2 separate regions of the Homo sapiens genome follow, and region 2 is linked to region 1. A link is a loop called in an ENCODE intact Hi-C map of the cell type or tissue named here. Cell type or tissue: heart right ventricle. All regions are shown on one strand.

Region 1 (8,000 bases):
ATATATTTTTTGTATTTTTTTGTAGACACGGGGGTCTCATCATGTTGCCCAGGCTGGTCTCAAACTCCTGGGCTTAAGTGATCTGCCTGCCTCGGCCTCTCAAAGGAGATAGGCTGGGCGCAGTAGTTCACACCTGCTGGGACTACAGGTGTGAGCCACTGCACCTGGCCTACCCTTTATATTTTCTTTAGTCAACTGTTTCTACCAAATAGCTATTTGAAATATCCTCCCCTAAGGGAATGCAAATTTTGCTGGGTAAGGGAAAGAAACCTGAGCTAATTTTGGGATTTATATCACTACTTCTTAGGAAAGCAAATTTGGGGAGAAAAATGAAGATTAAGAAAGAACTTGGGGCCGGGCGCAGTGGCTCACGCCTGTAATCCAGCACTTTGGGAGGCCAAGGCGGACGGATTGCCTGAGGTCAGGAGTTGGAGACTCAGCCTGGCCAACATAATGAAACCCTGTCTCTACTAAAAATACAAAAATTAGCCAGGTGTGGTGGCACGTGCCTGTAGTCCCAGATACTCAGGAGGCTGAGGTGGGAGAATTTCTTGAACCCAGGAGGCGGAGGTTGCAGTGAGCTGAGACCACGCCATTGCACTCCAGCCTGGGTGACAGAATGAGACTCCGTCAGAAAGGAAAGGGAAAGGGAAAGCGAAAGGGGAGGGAGAGGGAGGGAAAGAAAGAAAGAAAGAACTTTAGTGTTTTTCTTCCCAACCTTTCCTCCCATTTTATTGCTGAGGAAATTAGGGCCTAAAGGGTTAAAGGCTTTGAGCAGCAAGCAAAATGAGGGCACTGGCCCTGGGGAGAGGAGAGTGGAAAAAGGAGGTTCAAGAAGGTGAGAAATAATCCCCAAAAGCTGAATAGAAAAACTACCCTAAAACAAAACCCTAGGATGAGTCCTGTTCCAATAAGACTTTACTACCTTAAACGAATACCAGGAACTTGTCCCCAAGTTGCCCCATCACCAGGGGGATGACCAACTGTTCCAAAGAAACCATGTATATGAAATCACTTTGCAAGCTGCAAAGTCCAGTTACCAGTGTTGCTAACATCAACCATTATTCCTCAAAAACATAAAAAACCCAGGTCTAGGCTGGGCACGGTGGCTCACGCCTGTAATCCCAGCACTTTGGGAGGGCGAGGTAGGTGGGTCACCCGAGGTCAGGAGTTTGAGACCAGCCTGACCAACATGGCGAAGCCCTGTCTCTACTAAAAATACAAAAATGAGCTGGGCGTAGTGGCACACACCTGTAATCACAGCTACTTGGGAGCCTGAGGCAGGAGAATCGCTTGAATCCAGGAGGTGGAGGTTGCAGTGAGCCAAGATCATGCCACTGCACTCCAGCCTGTGTAATGGAGCGAGACTCCGTCTAAAAAAAAACAAATAGAAAACAAAACAAAAAAATCCCAGGTCTAAGGACAAGTTCAATCCACAAGCAGAGAACAGGATATGAACAAACTGGAACACAATAACATGCTGTGGAATATATGTTCTATTTAAGGTCTACAGCTTATCTGAAATACAACAGAAAAAGAGGGGCTGGTTGGGAACAAGGGGTGGTGTCTGGTCAGAAAGGAAATAATCCATAGATCCCCTGTGACCTTTGTCACTTTTTTCCTCCACATATTCATGTATGAAAATGACTCAGCCCTAACACCCTGTGGTTTATTTTTAGTAGGGGCAACAGAGCCAGTTGAAAACCTAAGCATAGTAACTATTGCCCATCAACAGCCTCACACATCAGAAGCAGGGAACAAATATTTATTCATTTCAACTAATATGTGTGACTCAAGGGGCACAAGAGAGTCTGCCCCTTTCAAGATATATATTTGCTCTTTCTTTCTTTCTGCCACAGTATTGGAACCTCCCAATGGGAGAATGACTCCTTTGGACTTGAAATTTCAGTATGAGGAGACCCGTAGCCAGCAGTGAGTGGAGTCCATTTCACTCATTTTATAACTGAGGAATCATCCACAGTCACATGTAAGTTTGTGGCTATGTTGGACTCTCAGCCCAGTGCCTCATTGTATCTCCATTGTTCCACATTCCTTAGTCAAAAGCTAAATAATAGCACATGTTTGACACGAGACCATAGTTCCAGAAGAAGAGGACATATTCAGGGCTGATATCCCATTATAATGTAAGTTAAATGTTGAATATAAGGAGATAACATTCTGTTGTTCACTATGAAATTAGTAGACATCAAGACCCATAGGGATATATTCTTTTTTTTGTTTTGAGACAGAGTTTCGCTCTTGTTGCCCAGGCTAGAGTGCAATGGCGTGATCTCGGCTCACTGCAACCTCCACCTCCTGGGTTCAAGCAATTCTTCTGCTTCAGCCTCCCAAGTAGCTGGATTATAGGCATATGCCACCACACTCAGCTAATTTTGTATTTTTAGTAGAGATGGGGTTTCACCACGTTGGTCAGGCTGGTCTCGAACTCCTGACCTCAGGTGATCTGCCAGTCTCGGCCTCGCAAATTGCTGGGACTACAGCCATGAGCCACCGCACCCCGCCTCTTTTTTTCTTTTTTTTTCAGATGGAGTCTTGCTCTGTCATCCAGGCTAGAATGCAGTGGCACGATCTCGGCTCACTGCAACCTCTGCTTGTGTTCAAGCAATTCTCCTGCCTCAGCCTCCCGAGTAGCTGGGATTACAGGTGTGTGCCACCACACCCAGCTAATTGTATTTTTAATAGAGACAGGGTTTCACTATGTTGGCCAGGCTGGTCTTGAACTCCTGACCTCAGGTGATCCATCCCCCCCTTGGCCTCCCAAAGTACTGGGATTACAGGTGTGAGCCACCATGCCCAGCCCCAGAGGGATGTATTCTTTACTGTTTTGTTAAAATTCAAAATCTTCATCAAGCATCAGCAACAAACAAGAACAACTGAGAGTGCAAGGATCTGGGGTTAGCTGCGGAGTCTGAACTGTGCTTCTGCCACTTACTAGCTGTGAAGTTACTCTTTTATTTTTATTTTTATTTTGAGACAGAGTCTTGCTCTATCGCCCAGGCTGGAGTGCAGTGGCATGATCTTGACTCACTGCAAACTCCGCCTTCCGGGTTCACGCCATTCTCCTGCCTCAGCCTCCTGAGAGCTGGGACTACAGGCGCCCACCACCACGCCTGGCTAATTTTTTTGTATTTTTAGTAGAGACGGGGTTTCACTGTGTTAGCCAGGATGGTCTCGATCTCCTGATCTCGTGATCCGCCCACCTCGGCCTCCCAAAGTGCTGGGATTACAGGCGTGAGCCATCGTGCCTGGCCTGAAGTTACTCTTTCTACCTGTTTTCTGACCTGTAAAATGAGGTTGAGAAAAACAGTACCTATCTCATAGGGTTTTTGTGAAGGTTAAATGAGATAATATACACACAGCACTTAGAATAGTGCCTGGCATATAAATATTCAATAAATGTGATGTGATTTCGCTCTGTGTCCCCACCCAAATCTCATTTTATAGCTCCCATAATTCCCACGTGTTTTAGGGGGAACCTGGCGGGAGATAATTGAATCACAGGGGCAGGTCTTTCCCATGCTGTTTTCATGATAGTGAATAAGTCTCATGAGATCTAATGGTTTTAAAAAATGGAGTTTTTGCCTGGTGCGGTGGCTCATGTCTGTAATCCCAGCACTTTGGGAGGCCAAGGTGGGCGGATCACCTGAGGTCAGGAGTTCGAGACCAGCCTGGCCAACCTGGTGAAACCCTGTCTCTACTAAAAATACAAAAATTAGCTGGGCATGGTTGCAGGCACCTGTAATCCCAGCTACTTGGGAGGCTGAGGCAGGAGAATCGCTTGAACCTGGGAGGTGGAGGTTGCAGTGAGACAACATCGCGCCATTACACTCCAGCCTGGGCAACAAGAGCGAGACTTCATTCCAAAAAAATAAAACGGAGTTTTCAGCCAGGCTCAGTGGCTCACGCCTGTAATCCCAGCACTTTGGGACGCTGAGGCAGGTGGATCACCTGAGGTCAGGAGTTCAAGACTAGCCTGGCCAATCTGGTGAAACTCTGTCTCTACTAAAAATACATTTTGTATTTTTAGTAGCTATAGTCCCAGCTACTTCGGAGGCTGAGGCAGGAGAATCGCTTGAACTCAGGAGGTGGAGGTTGCAGTGAGCCAAGATCACGCCACTGCACTCCAGCCTGGGTGACAGAGTGAGACTCAAGTCTCAAAAACAAAACAAAACAAAACAAAACGGAGTTTCCCTGCACAAGCTCTCTCTTCTCTTGTCTGCTGCCATGTAAGATGTGCTTTTCACCTTCTGCCATGATTATGAGGCCTCCTCAGCCACGTGGAACTGTGTCAGCATTGTGAAAATGGACTAATACAAAATGTAAGCTATGATCTTCCCAGGCTTGTCTTGAACTCCTGAGCTCAAGCAAGCCTTCCTCCTCAGCCTCCTGAGTAGCTGAGACGTGCCATCAAGCCCAGCTAATTTTTTCATTTTTTCTGTAGAGACGGGATCTCATTATGTTGCCCAGGCTGGCTGGAACTGCTGACCTCAAGTGATCCTCCTGCCTTGGCCTGTAATCCCAAAGTGCTAGGATTACAGGTGTGAGCCACCATGCCTGGCCTGCATGTTACTGTTTCAAAAGCACACTCAGCATATCTGTAGCAGGCTTTCCAGTCTCTTAGAAGGATGCCATATTTGCTTTTTAAGTGTTAATGCCAGCTGACTTTTATCCCTTGAAAACTACAGTAGCCAGGTATTTTTGAGGAAAGTGTCCTTGTTGGAGAGGGGACTTGAAGTCTTGAGATAAGAAGAAAGTTTGAAGTCATTGGACACGATCATGCTATTGAAGAGCAGCCTGTGACATTAGTGAGCTGTCTTCAAATAGCGTGTCATATAGAGAGACAGCTAGAGGGAGGATGATAACCAAAGCTTTCAAGACATGCATTTTTTCTCAATGTAAGAACTTTAGGCTGGGCGCAGTGGCTTATGCCTGTAATCCCAGCACGTTGGGAGGCTGAGGCAGGCAGATCACTTGAGGTCAGGAATTTGAGACCAGCTTGGTCAATATGGTGAAACCCCATCTCTACTACAAATACAAAAATTAGCTAGGCGTGGTGGCACGGGCCTGTTGTCCCAGCTACTTGGGAGGCTGAGGCAGGAGAATGGCTTAAACCCGGGAGGCAGAGGTTGCAATGAGCCGAGATCCCGCCACTACACTCCAGTCTGGATGACAGAGCGAGACTCGTCTCAAACAAACAAACAAACAAACAACAAAAAAAAACATGCCGGATGCGGTGGCTCACACCTGTAATCCCAGCACTTTGGGAGGCCAAGGTGGGCCGATCATGAGGTCAGGAGTTCAAGACCAGCCTGACCAACGTGGTGAAACCCCATCTCTACTAAAAATACAAAAATTAGCCAGGCGTGGTGGTGCACGCCTGTAATCCCAGCTACTCAGGAGGCTGAGGCAGGAGAATCGCTTGAACCTGAGAAGTGGTGGTTGCAGTGGGTGAGATCACGCCACTGGCACTCCAGCCTGGGCGACAGAGCAAGACTCTGTCTCAAAAAAAATAAAATAAAAAATAAAAGAACTTAAAAAATATCAGTGGGAGTTGTCCAAAAATGGTTAGGGGGATCTTGGGAAATAGTGGAGTCTCCACCACTGCAGTTTTCACACCTGACTTGGACAGCATATGGCAGGGATGTGGTCAAGAGAAACAAAACATGGGAGTTGGAATAGGTAAGGATTTTGTTTGTTTGTTTTGTTGTTGTTGTTGAGATGGAGTTTTGCTGTTGTTGCCCAGGCTGGAGTGCAATGGCGCCATCTCGGCTCACTGCAACCTGCACTCCCTGGGTTCAAGCGATCCTCCTGCCTCAGCCTCCCGAGTAGCTGGGATTACAGGTGCGCACCTCCATGCCCAAGTAATTTTGTATTTTTAGTAGAGACGGGATTTCACCATGTTGGCCAGACTGGTCTTGAACTCCTGACCTCAGGTAATCTGCCCACCTCGGCCTCCCAAAGTGCTGGGATTACAGGCATGAGCCACCGTGCCCAGCTGGAATAGGTGCGTTTTAAGATCCTGTTCACCAGATCTTAAAATGTTTAGGTCGGCAAAATTTGCTTTTGAAGCCAACTATTTCCCTCTTCTACTCCTTTTTCTAATTCTGATATTCTACCCCCATGGCCTCCATTCCCCAAGACCTAAGGATTGCTTGTTCCATGAGTTACCCAAAGTCTCAAATGCAGTACTTCCCACCAACCTATCAGCTACCCCTCCCCTGCTTTTCTGTACCCAACTTTTAGTGTACAGATTCCAATCGGTTGTTAAAGAAAAAAAAAATGGCTCCCTTAACTAATTCTTACTATGACATAAACGACTAACACTTTATGTGTTCTCTTCTCAGGGATACACACCGTTTAAAGGAATTGCTCATTTGCTAGTTGTATGTTTGATATAATTACAAACATATAAAAATCAAGACTGGAAAGAAGTATGCAAACAATGACAGTTTTTAGGTTGGGAGAATTAATTTTTCTTTCTTTTGAGTTTCTTGGCCAGGAATGGTAGCTCATGGCTGTAATCCCAGCACTTTGGGAGGCCAAGGTGGGTGGATCACCTGAGGTTGGGAGTTTGAGACCAGCCTGACCAACATGGAGTAACCCCATCTCTACTAAAAATACAAAATTAGCTGGGTGTGGTGGCGCATGCCTGTAATCCCAGCTACTTGGGTGGCTGAGGCAGGAGAATTGCTTGAACCAGGGAGGCGGAGGTTGCAGTGAGGCGAGATTGGGCCATTGCCCTCCAGCCTGGGCAACAAAAGCAAAACTCTGTCTCAAAAAAAAAAAAAAAAAGAAGTTTCCTTAAATCAGGAGTGTCCAATCTTTTGGCTTCCCTGGGCTACATTAAAAGAAGAATTGTCTTGGGCCACACATCAAATACACTGACACTGACCAGGTGCGGTGGCTCACACCTATAATCCCAGCACTTTGGGAGGTCGAGGAAGGCAGATCATTTGAGGTCAGGAGTTTGAGGCCAGCCTGGCCAATATGGCAAAACCCTGTCTCTACTAAAAAGAAAATACAAAAATTTGCTGGGTGCTGTGGCATCTGCCTATAGTCCCAGCTACTGGGGAGGCTGAGGCATGAGAATTGCTTGAGCCTGGGAGGTGGAAATTGTAGGGAGCCAAGATTGCATCACTGCACTCCAGGCTGGGAGACAGTGAGACTGTCTCAAAAAAACAAAAGAAAACACTAATGATAGCTGATGAGCTAAAAAAAAAAAATCACAAAAAACCTCACAATGTTTTAAGAAAGTTTACGAATTTCTGTTAGGCTGCATTCAAAGTTGCCCTGGGCTGTGGGTTGGACAAACTTGCTTAAAGTATGTTTAATCTTATAGTGTGTTTAATTAAAAACAAAAGCACAACATTAATAATCATTTGGACTAGTGTATAAACTGTGGAAGAGGAAGGCCCTTTTCTGCCAGAGTTATGTGGCCTTTTCCCTTTATGTCTGACCTGTATTAAACTGTCTAAGGCAGCCTGGGCGACATAGTGAGAACTTGTCTCTACTAAAAATTTTTAAAAAATAATAATAAAATAAAATTAGCCAAGTGTGGTGGCCTGCGCCTGTAGTCATAGCTACTTGAGAGGCTAAGATAGGAGGATCACTTGAGCCTGGGAGGTCAAGGCTGCAGTGAGCCATGATTGCACCACTGCCCTCCAGCCTGGGAGACAGTATGAGATCCTGTTACAAAATAATAATAATAAACTGTCCTAGGGAGATAGCACACCAGGAATGACTCTTGGACCTGGCTTCCAGAGGATTTGTTCAAACCTGCTTTTATCCCTTCAGTGTTTCTTCCATCTCTCTTTCTTCACCCTACTTCACAGAAAGAGTGTTTCTTGCTCTTAGTAACCAATTGGCTGGGAGCAATGGCTCATGCCTGTAATCCTGGGACTTTGGGAGGCCAAGGTGGGAGGATCATTTCAGGCCAGGAGTTCAACACCAGCCTGGGTAACATAGTGAGATCCCATCTC
Region 2 (8,000 bases), 120 kb before region 1:
AGTTGATATCACAGAAACCCAGCAAAGAGAGTTTTAAATAAGAAAGTTGAGGGATGAGACACCAATCAAGATAAAGGACAAATTGTTGAGATTCTTTTAAATTAGTAAAATCAGAAAAAGGTTGCGCTGGCGTGATGGTGCATGCCTGTAGTCCCAGCTACTTGGGAGGCTATAGGCAAGAGGATTCCTTGAGCCTAGGAGTTCCAGGACAGCCTACACAACGTAGTGAGATCTCACCTCAAAAAAAAAAAACAGTAATTGAAGTACTGAGTCCATATATAATGATTCAAATTTGTTATCACTGAATTACACAGAAGAGAAGCCAAGGACTTTTTTTTTTTTTTTGAGACGGAGTTTTGCTTTGTCACTCAGGCTAGAGTGCAGTGGTGCAATCTTGGCTCTCCGCAACCTCCACCTCCCAGGTTCAAGCAATTCTCCTGCCTCAGCCTCCCAAGTAGCTGGGATTACAGGTGCACGCCACAATGCCCAGCTAATTTTTGTAGTTTTAGTAGAGATGGGGTTTCACCATGTTGGCCAGGCTGGTCTCGAACTCCTGACCTCAGGTGATCTGCCCACCTCGGTCTCCCAAAGAGCTGGGATTACAGGCATGAGCCACCGTGCCCGGCCAGGAACATTTTTATTTACCATCTTTGACCAAAAATATTCATAAGTAACTAAACTTACAGTAATATATTAAAATATTCTAATCTGAACTATTCTAGAGATAAATGTATCAACATCTACAAAATGGAAAAGATAGTTTGTAGTCTGTTTCTTATCTTCAAAGTGGAAAAGAAACCAAAGCATCAGGATATTACTTTTAATTGATTTAAAAGACAACAGATATTTCTAAGTACTATGGGGCTTCTAAATACTTCATAAGAAAAGAAAGTTTGGGGCCACCAACCTTAAACATTTTATCACTCATTACTGCATTATGAGGTAACACAGTGTACAAATTATATTCAGAATTACTTCATTCTTGTTAATACAAACAGCATAAAGGAATTTTGTGGGGTGATGTATATTGATTCTGGTGAATTTTACTGCACTGAATATACATTTTAAAATTCTTCTAACATTTTTTCATCTGCTCCTCAAATTTGCCAGGGAGTTAGTTTCTCAAACTAATTATGCCTTAAAAGAAACTTTTCAGGTATAATTTGATGTAAACTAAAATTAAAACATAAAATTAAATATAAAAATGGAGTATTCCTTAAGAATTAAACTTTCAGGCCAGACATGGTGGCTCATGCCTGTAATCCCAGCACTCTGGGAGGCCAAGACAGGCGAATCATGAGGTCAGGAGTTTGAGACCAGCCTGGCCAGTATAGTAAAACCCCATCTCTACTAAAAATACAAAAATTAGTCAGGCATGGTGGTATGCGCCTTTAGTCCCAGCTACTCGGGAGGCTGAGGCAGGAGAATCACTTGAACCAGGGAGGCAGAGGTTGTGGTGAGCCAAGATCGCACCACGGCACTCCAGCCTGGGCAAAAGAGTGAGACTATGTCTCAAAAAAAAAAAAGAATTACAACTTTCTTAGCCCTCCATGAGAAACGCAATTCATTCAATTTCTTCCAAAGTTTTACTTAAACTTTAATGGTGACAATCCCTTTCTGTCTAACTATATGTACTTAAAATACTTTCAATCTCTCTTACTAGATACTTTATTTATTTATTTATTTATTTATTTATTTATTTATTTTTATGAGACGGGATCTGGCTCTGTCACCCAGGCTGGAGTGCAGTGGTGCAACCCAGGCTCACTGCAACCTCTGCCTCCCGGGTTCAAGCCATCCTCACACCTCAGCCTCCCAAGCAGCTGAACTACTGGCATACTCCACCATGCCTGGCTAATTTTGATATTTTTCGCCATGTTGCCCAGGCTGGTCTCGAACTCCTGAGCTCAAGCGATCCACTTGCCTTGGCCTCCCAAAGTGTTGGGATTACAGGCGTGAGCCACTGCAACCGGCCTAGATAGACATTTAGATAGAACTTGTGTTTTCCTTCAAAAACACTTTACAATGTCAAGGACATAACTGGCAATCAATAAATTTAACATAAAATAATGCAAGCAATGTCACTCCACTCCAAAGTCATAACAATTAACAAACGAAACCTTTTGAGAACAGTGTAATCTGTACTATAATTATACCAATAGATACAAATTTTTTTAGCTTAGTATCTCCAAAGGTATATATTTTTAATTCCATATAGTTTTTAATTTCTATAGGGTCCTAAGTTATAAGGAAGGTATACCAAAACTAATTCATAGGAGCCAGAACCTTGCACTGAAAGGAACTTCAGAGATCATCTAGGGCAGGGGTTGGCAAACTCTTTCTATAAAGGGCCAGACAGTAAATATTTTAGGCTTCAGATTTCAGTTGCCTACTCAACTCTGCTGTTGGTAGGCAAAGGCAACCACAGACAATAAGTAAATGGTGGTGTCTGTGTTCCAATAAAACTTTATTTACACACGCACACAAGGGGTCAGCTGGATTTGGCCCATAAGCGGCAGTTTGCCAGATTCCTGAACTAGGGTCCAGCTCCTTCATTTTACACACAAAGAAATTAAGGTCCAAAAAGGTTAAGACACTTGGCAAAGGTCAGCAGGCAAATAGTCTAAGAGCCAAATGCAATATTCTTTTCAGACCATGTATTCTTCTAGAACACAAACTTTAAAATGATTATATTTACCATAGGGCTAAAACATAATATACTCTGAGAAAACTTAGAAAAATCAAGTGTTATAATTTCTTATTTAATTAAAGTCAACAGAATATAATGAAATTTATGTAAGCCAGGGGATAACTAGGCATCAATCCATACACACACACATACACATACACACACACACACACATACACACACACACATCACCATGTTCTTATGTGTAGTTATCTGTTTTGAAATATAGCAGGAGTTCAATAAATTGTGTTGTATGAATTCAAAACATGAATTTAAATGCAATTCAGTTTTAAGCATACCCATATGCAAAGGTGCTTTCATTTAAAACTTTCATGATCACAAAGAATATGTTCCCAATAATTACCTAAAAGGGCAATAACCCTGTATCACTGAGCAGTTGGGGACATTTTAAAGGACTTTTCAATTAAATCATTTAAAAAATCAATTTTAAAAACAGTATGATATTTCTTCAGATGAGCTATCATACCTAGTAAATCTGCTCCTTCATCCACATCTCCTATTAGGCCTGAGCCAGCTGAAGACAGTTCTTCAAAGAGAGATTCTGTATTGCGATCAAAAGCTTTGTTCTCTATGCCTTTGGTGGGAGTGCTATGCAACAAGAACAACAAAACCAAATCAACAAATGACAAAGACTTTTTTGACGCTGTAAAATGAATACAATAGGCTAAGCTACATAGGACTTTCTTACCTATAATTTACGTTTACTAGAAAATATAACTTAAAAAGATTTCTCAAAGGCTTCCTAAGAAATTCTCACTAAGCTCCATGGAAATAGCTGGTGAAGAAATTATAGAATGTTTTTGTTGTGTGATCCCAGCAAACACAAGCAATAATGGCAGCTCCTCTGCTCTATACCAGGTGCTGGTCTCAGTGCTTCCCATAGATTACCTATGTCACAAGAAGGCAATTATGTATGTAAAAGCTGGTTAGAGTAGCATTTCTCACAGTGGCAAAAACTGAAATGACCTAAATGACTGTTAACAGGGGACAGATGAGGTAAGTTATACACATACAAAATTAAAATTTTTACCTTTAAGGTTAAAAACATAAATAGAGCTTTATAAACTAAAGAAACCCATGATACAAAGGTTTTTTTTTTTAATCAAGTTGCAAAACAGTGTATATACTATATGCCCTATTTTGCAGGGGTGTATAGGGGAATGGGGAAGTGTATATGTTTGTGCCTGAATACTATTATTAATAGAAAAAACTCTGTAGACCATTTCCAGCTAAATATGGTGGAGAGAACATAGTCATTTATCACCTAATAACTCAGAAGCTCAACTAAAATGAAAGTTAAGAAATTAAAAAGGTATACACCCAAAAGGACAAAGAGAATAGAAAAAGAAACTATAGCAGATGAAATGTGAACAAAATTCTGTAAGATGGAAAACAGATGGGCAAACAGTAGAAAGTGATTCAATAGACCAGAGAAAGCTGAAACCTAAGCCACTGGGGTTTAGGGAGGAGGTCAATATGCTGCCAGAACCCCTGAAAGGCCTAGGACTTGAAGGTACCAGCAACCACAGGGAGGGCATGCAGGGAGGAACATGAAACAGAAGGACAGGATTAAAAAAACTGTACAAAAGGCGGTACAGGACCTAGACACAATCCTCCAGAACAGTGAGACCTCCCTTCTCTTGGCACAGCTCCCTAATAATGGAAGCCAAGTTTAAATGTTATAGGCAGGAAAGTGGAGAATCAGCATTATTTACTTAAGTATGAATAAAACAGCCACAGAGTACCAGATGTCTAAAGAAGGCCTCTATTATAAAAGAAAGGGCCCAAAACAAAGAGGATGTGACAGAGACACTAAGAGCAAAAAAAGACAATGCAGGCAGCAGCAACAACAAAAAAACAAAGCACTTAATTTTCTTCAGAATAAATGTTGCATTCGTAAAATAGCAAGATGGTATAAAAAGTACCAACCAATAAAAAGAATTTGGAAAAAAAAAAAGAATGAGGGTTTAAAAAAAAATCTGCCAGCAATTAGTATAAAATAAAAGAGATAGGAAAGAGGGGAGAAAATAAATTATGACAGTCACTCCAGGATGTTCAATGCATACCTAAGAGGTGTTCCAGAACGAGAGCAGAAGAAACAACAATAAGAAGAAAGAGATAAAATTTCCCAGGACTGGAAGATAGGAATGTTCAGATGAAAAGACTTACTTCATATAAGAAGATACAAAAAAGACACCTACACCAAGCACAGTATCATTAATTTTTAAAAAATCAAGAAAGTGACAATCTTAAAAGATTTCAGAAAGTATATAAAAATGAGCAAGAACTCAAATAACAACACCCTGAACTCAGCATGAAAATGAAGTAATGTCTTTGCAATTCTGATGGAAAAAAAATCTCCCAACCCATATAGTTCTTTATCTAGCCAAACTATCAAGTATGTCTTCTTAGGAAATTTGTAACATTCAAGTTCATAGTGCTCAAAAAAAAAAAATTTACTTGTCATGCACCCTTTGCCAGGAAACCTAGTAAGGATATGTTCCGTCAAAACAAAGGCATAAATCAAGAAGCAGGATGATGTGGCATCCAGGAAACAAAAGATACAACAGAGGAGAAAGGTGAAAAGAATTCCAGGGATGATAGTGAGGGCATATTCCAGAACCAGAACAAATATGACAGCAGTCTCAATTGGAGAATGGGAATAGGAGGCTGCAGGAGAGTAAGCCCTAGGAAACAGGCAGGTTTTGTGTTTGGTCATATTGGGGACTTTTACATTTATGAATTGCATAGTGTCTGCCAGTGATTTAGTAACAGGTCCACAGAAACATAAGGAAAAGAAACAAAATAACCCAAGGCTTTATTAATTTCAGAAGAACAAAAAGTTGTAAAAGAAATGAAATGGGCCGTAGCAGTGGCTCACGCCTGTAATCCCAGCACTGGGAGGCCAAGGCGGGTGGATCATGAGGTCGGGAGTTTGAGACCAGCCTGACCAACATGGTGAAACCCCGTCTCTACTAAAAATACAAAAATTAGCCAGGCATGGTGGCTCACGCCTGTAATCCCAATTAGGATGCTGAGGCAGGAGAATTGCTTGAACCTGAGAGGCAGAGGTTGCAGTGAGCCGAGATCACACCACTGCACTCCAGCCTGGGCGACAAAGCGAGACTCCGTCTCGGAGGAGGGAAAAAAATAAAAAAATAAATGAAATGTAATTATACTGTATTCTGTGGCTAAGTAGAATTACAGATTAATTTTATATAGTCATACTGATATAAATAATGAATTTAACTAACAGAATTTGAAATATATAATATTAGGAGGATGAAAGGATGGTGGTTTAGGCATTATATCCTCATCTACTACAGAAAGCCAACAGCTAGCATCACAGCCTTTTTCAACCAGGGTTCCGTATTTGATCTACAAAATACAGAAAAGGATTTAAGTGAGTATTTTTTCCATTCTCCCAAGGTAAGTACATACCTAGAATCCTATTCTAGACGCACAGGAGCATAGCTAATTCATTATATACAAGAGATGCCTTAGGGCATTAGGACTACATTTTCTCACAGAATCTCAGCTGAAAAAGGGAGGGATGAAGGAGGGGCAGGACGAACATGTTATTTTAGATACCTGAAGACAAACAGCATAAGAGAGAGCTAAGAAGTGATAGAGTTGTGCACCCTTTACCCAGAAAGCTAGTAAGGATATGCTCTGTCAAAACAAAGGCATAAATCAAGAAGCAGGGTGATGTAGGATCCAGGAAGAAGAGTGGCGACAGAATGAGAACCTGTCTGAGAGAGAGAGAGAGAGAGAGAGAGAGAGAGACAGAGGGTTCTGGATTTGAATCCCAAGTCCACCTCTTGCTAGCTTGGTAATCTGGGACAAGCTACTTTGAACAAGTTCTAAGTCTCTTTATTTATAAAATAAGGATAAAAAGATCTACCTCATAAGGTTGTAATTAGGATCAAATTATATAAAATCATGATGAAAACAATATTACTTAACATTTATTGAATGGGGCATTTTGCAATGATTTATCATATATTGATTCATTTAATCCTCACAACCATCTGAGGTATTAACACAAAGCTGTTTTATAAATGAGAAAACATACCTAAGATTCAAATCCAAGACAGGATTTGAACCCATGCAGTCTTACTCTAGGGTCTATGCTTTTAACCGCTACAGAGTACTGACTGCACAATGCTTAACAGAGATCAATAAATGGCTTGTATTTTTATAGTCATTAATTAATTAAAGGATCAACTTTATGGAAGAAATGAAAAGAAAGGCAGTAGCTCCTGTCTGACATTCTTGAGCATCAATGTATTTTGGATAATCCTGATTAAGATGATATCTAATCTCCCAGCACTTTGGGAGGCTGAGGCAGGCGGATCACTGGTGCTCAGGAGTTCAAAGTTCAAGACCAGTCTGGCCAACATGGTAAAACCCCATCTCTACTAAAAATACAAAAAGTAGCCCAGTGTGTGCCTGCAGTCCCAGCTACTTGGGAGGCTGAGGTGAGAGAATCGCTTGAACCCGGGGGAGGGGGTGGGGGTGGGAGTGGGGTGAAGGTTGCAGTGAGCTGAGATAGCACCACTGCATCCAGCCTAGGCGACAGAGCAAGACTGCATCTCAAAAAAAAAAAGATGAGATCTAACTATTTTCTTCCTACCACTAAACAGCCTTCCCATGTAAAATGATACCAAAATGAGACTAATTTCTTCCAATAATGAGATTACACTTCTCAAGATGGAAGTACATTCTCTCTTCCTGATCTGGTGGAAGGTACAAAAGTTTGTTCAAACTTTTTTGTTTTGTTTTTTAAATCACATTTATTTAGCATATGTACACATAAAAAAGAAATCACCTTCTGAACCCACCCAGCAGCAGGAAACATGCACAAACTCCAGGTAAGTGCTAGGGGGAGGGGCCCTGGACCCAAGTTAGTGTCCGGGACAATGCAATCTTGTGAGTAACAAGCCCCAGTCAGGAGGGGGCTGGACTGAAGTGTCCGGCAGGCTGGAGTACCCGGCTGCTGGCCCTAAAATAAGCATGCTCCATAGCCAACGGTGTGTTTCATGCCCTCAAAGTAGCACCGCTGCCAGCCCTGCCATGTCCACTCTGTTACTTCCTTCACTCCCGCTTCTTGGTTTTTTCAAGTTACAGAAAGTATGGGATATGTCTTGGCTGTCTTTTTTCCCCTATCTGCTATAGTTTGAATGTGTCCCCTATAAAATTCAGCTGTTGCCAATGTGATAGTATTAAGATGGGGCCTTCAAGAGGTGATTAGGCCATAAGGGCTTCTCCCTTATAAACAGGATTGGGG

Evidence for each region. A loop is a pair of places that touch in the nucleus more often than their neighbours do. Peaks named below come from ENCODE experiments on the same cell type or tissue, not always from the same donor. Only the 100,000 strongest peaks of a DNase experiment are listed, where the experiment ranks them.
Region 2: it touches region 1 in a loop (2.6-fold over the local background); 12 of 110 quality-filtered maps call a loop at or near these places.

The regions. Positions count from the first base shown.
Region 1 is chr17:51,131,547-51,139,546 of GRCh38, forward strand. No RefSeq gene overlaps it. Among named protein-coding and RNA genes, the nearest start is that of SPAG9, 15 kb to the left of the region's middle. RefSeq lists a silencer at 4,669-4,869. In heart right ventricle, no CTCF peak of the experiment used is centred here; no DNase peak of the experiment used is centred here; H3K27ac peaks cover 1,389 bases.
Region 2 is chr17:51,011,056-51,019,055 of GRCh38, forward strand. It overlaps SPAG9 (sperm associated antigen 9), which reads right to left. Exons shown (of 30, transcript NM_001130528.3): 9 at 3,177-3,298. Among named protein-coding and RNA genes, the nearest start is that of SPAG9, 110 kb to the right of the region's middle. In heart right ventricle, no CTCF peak of the experiment used is centred here; no DNase peak of the experiment used is centred here; H3K27ac peaks cover 1,284 bases.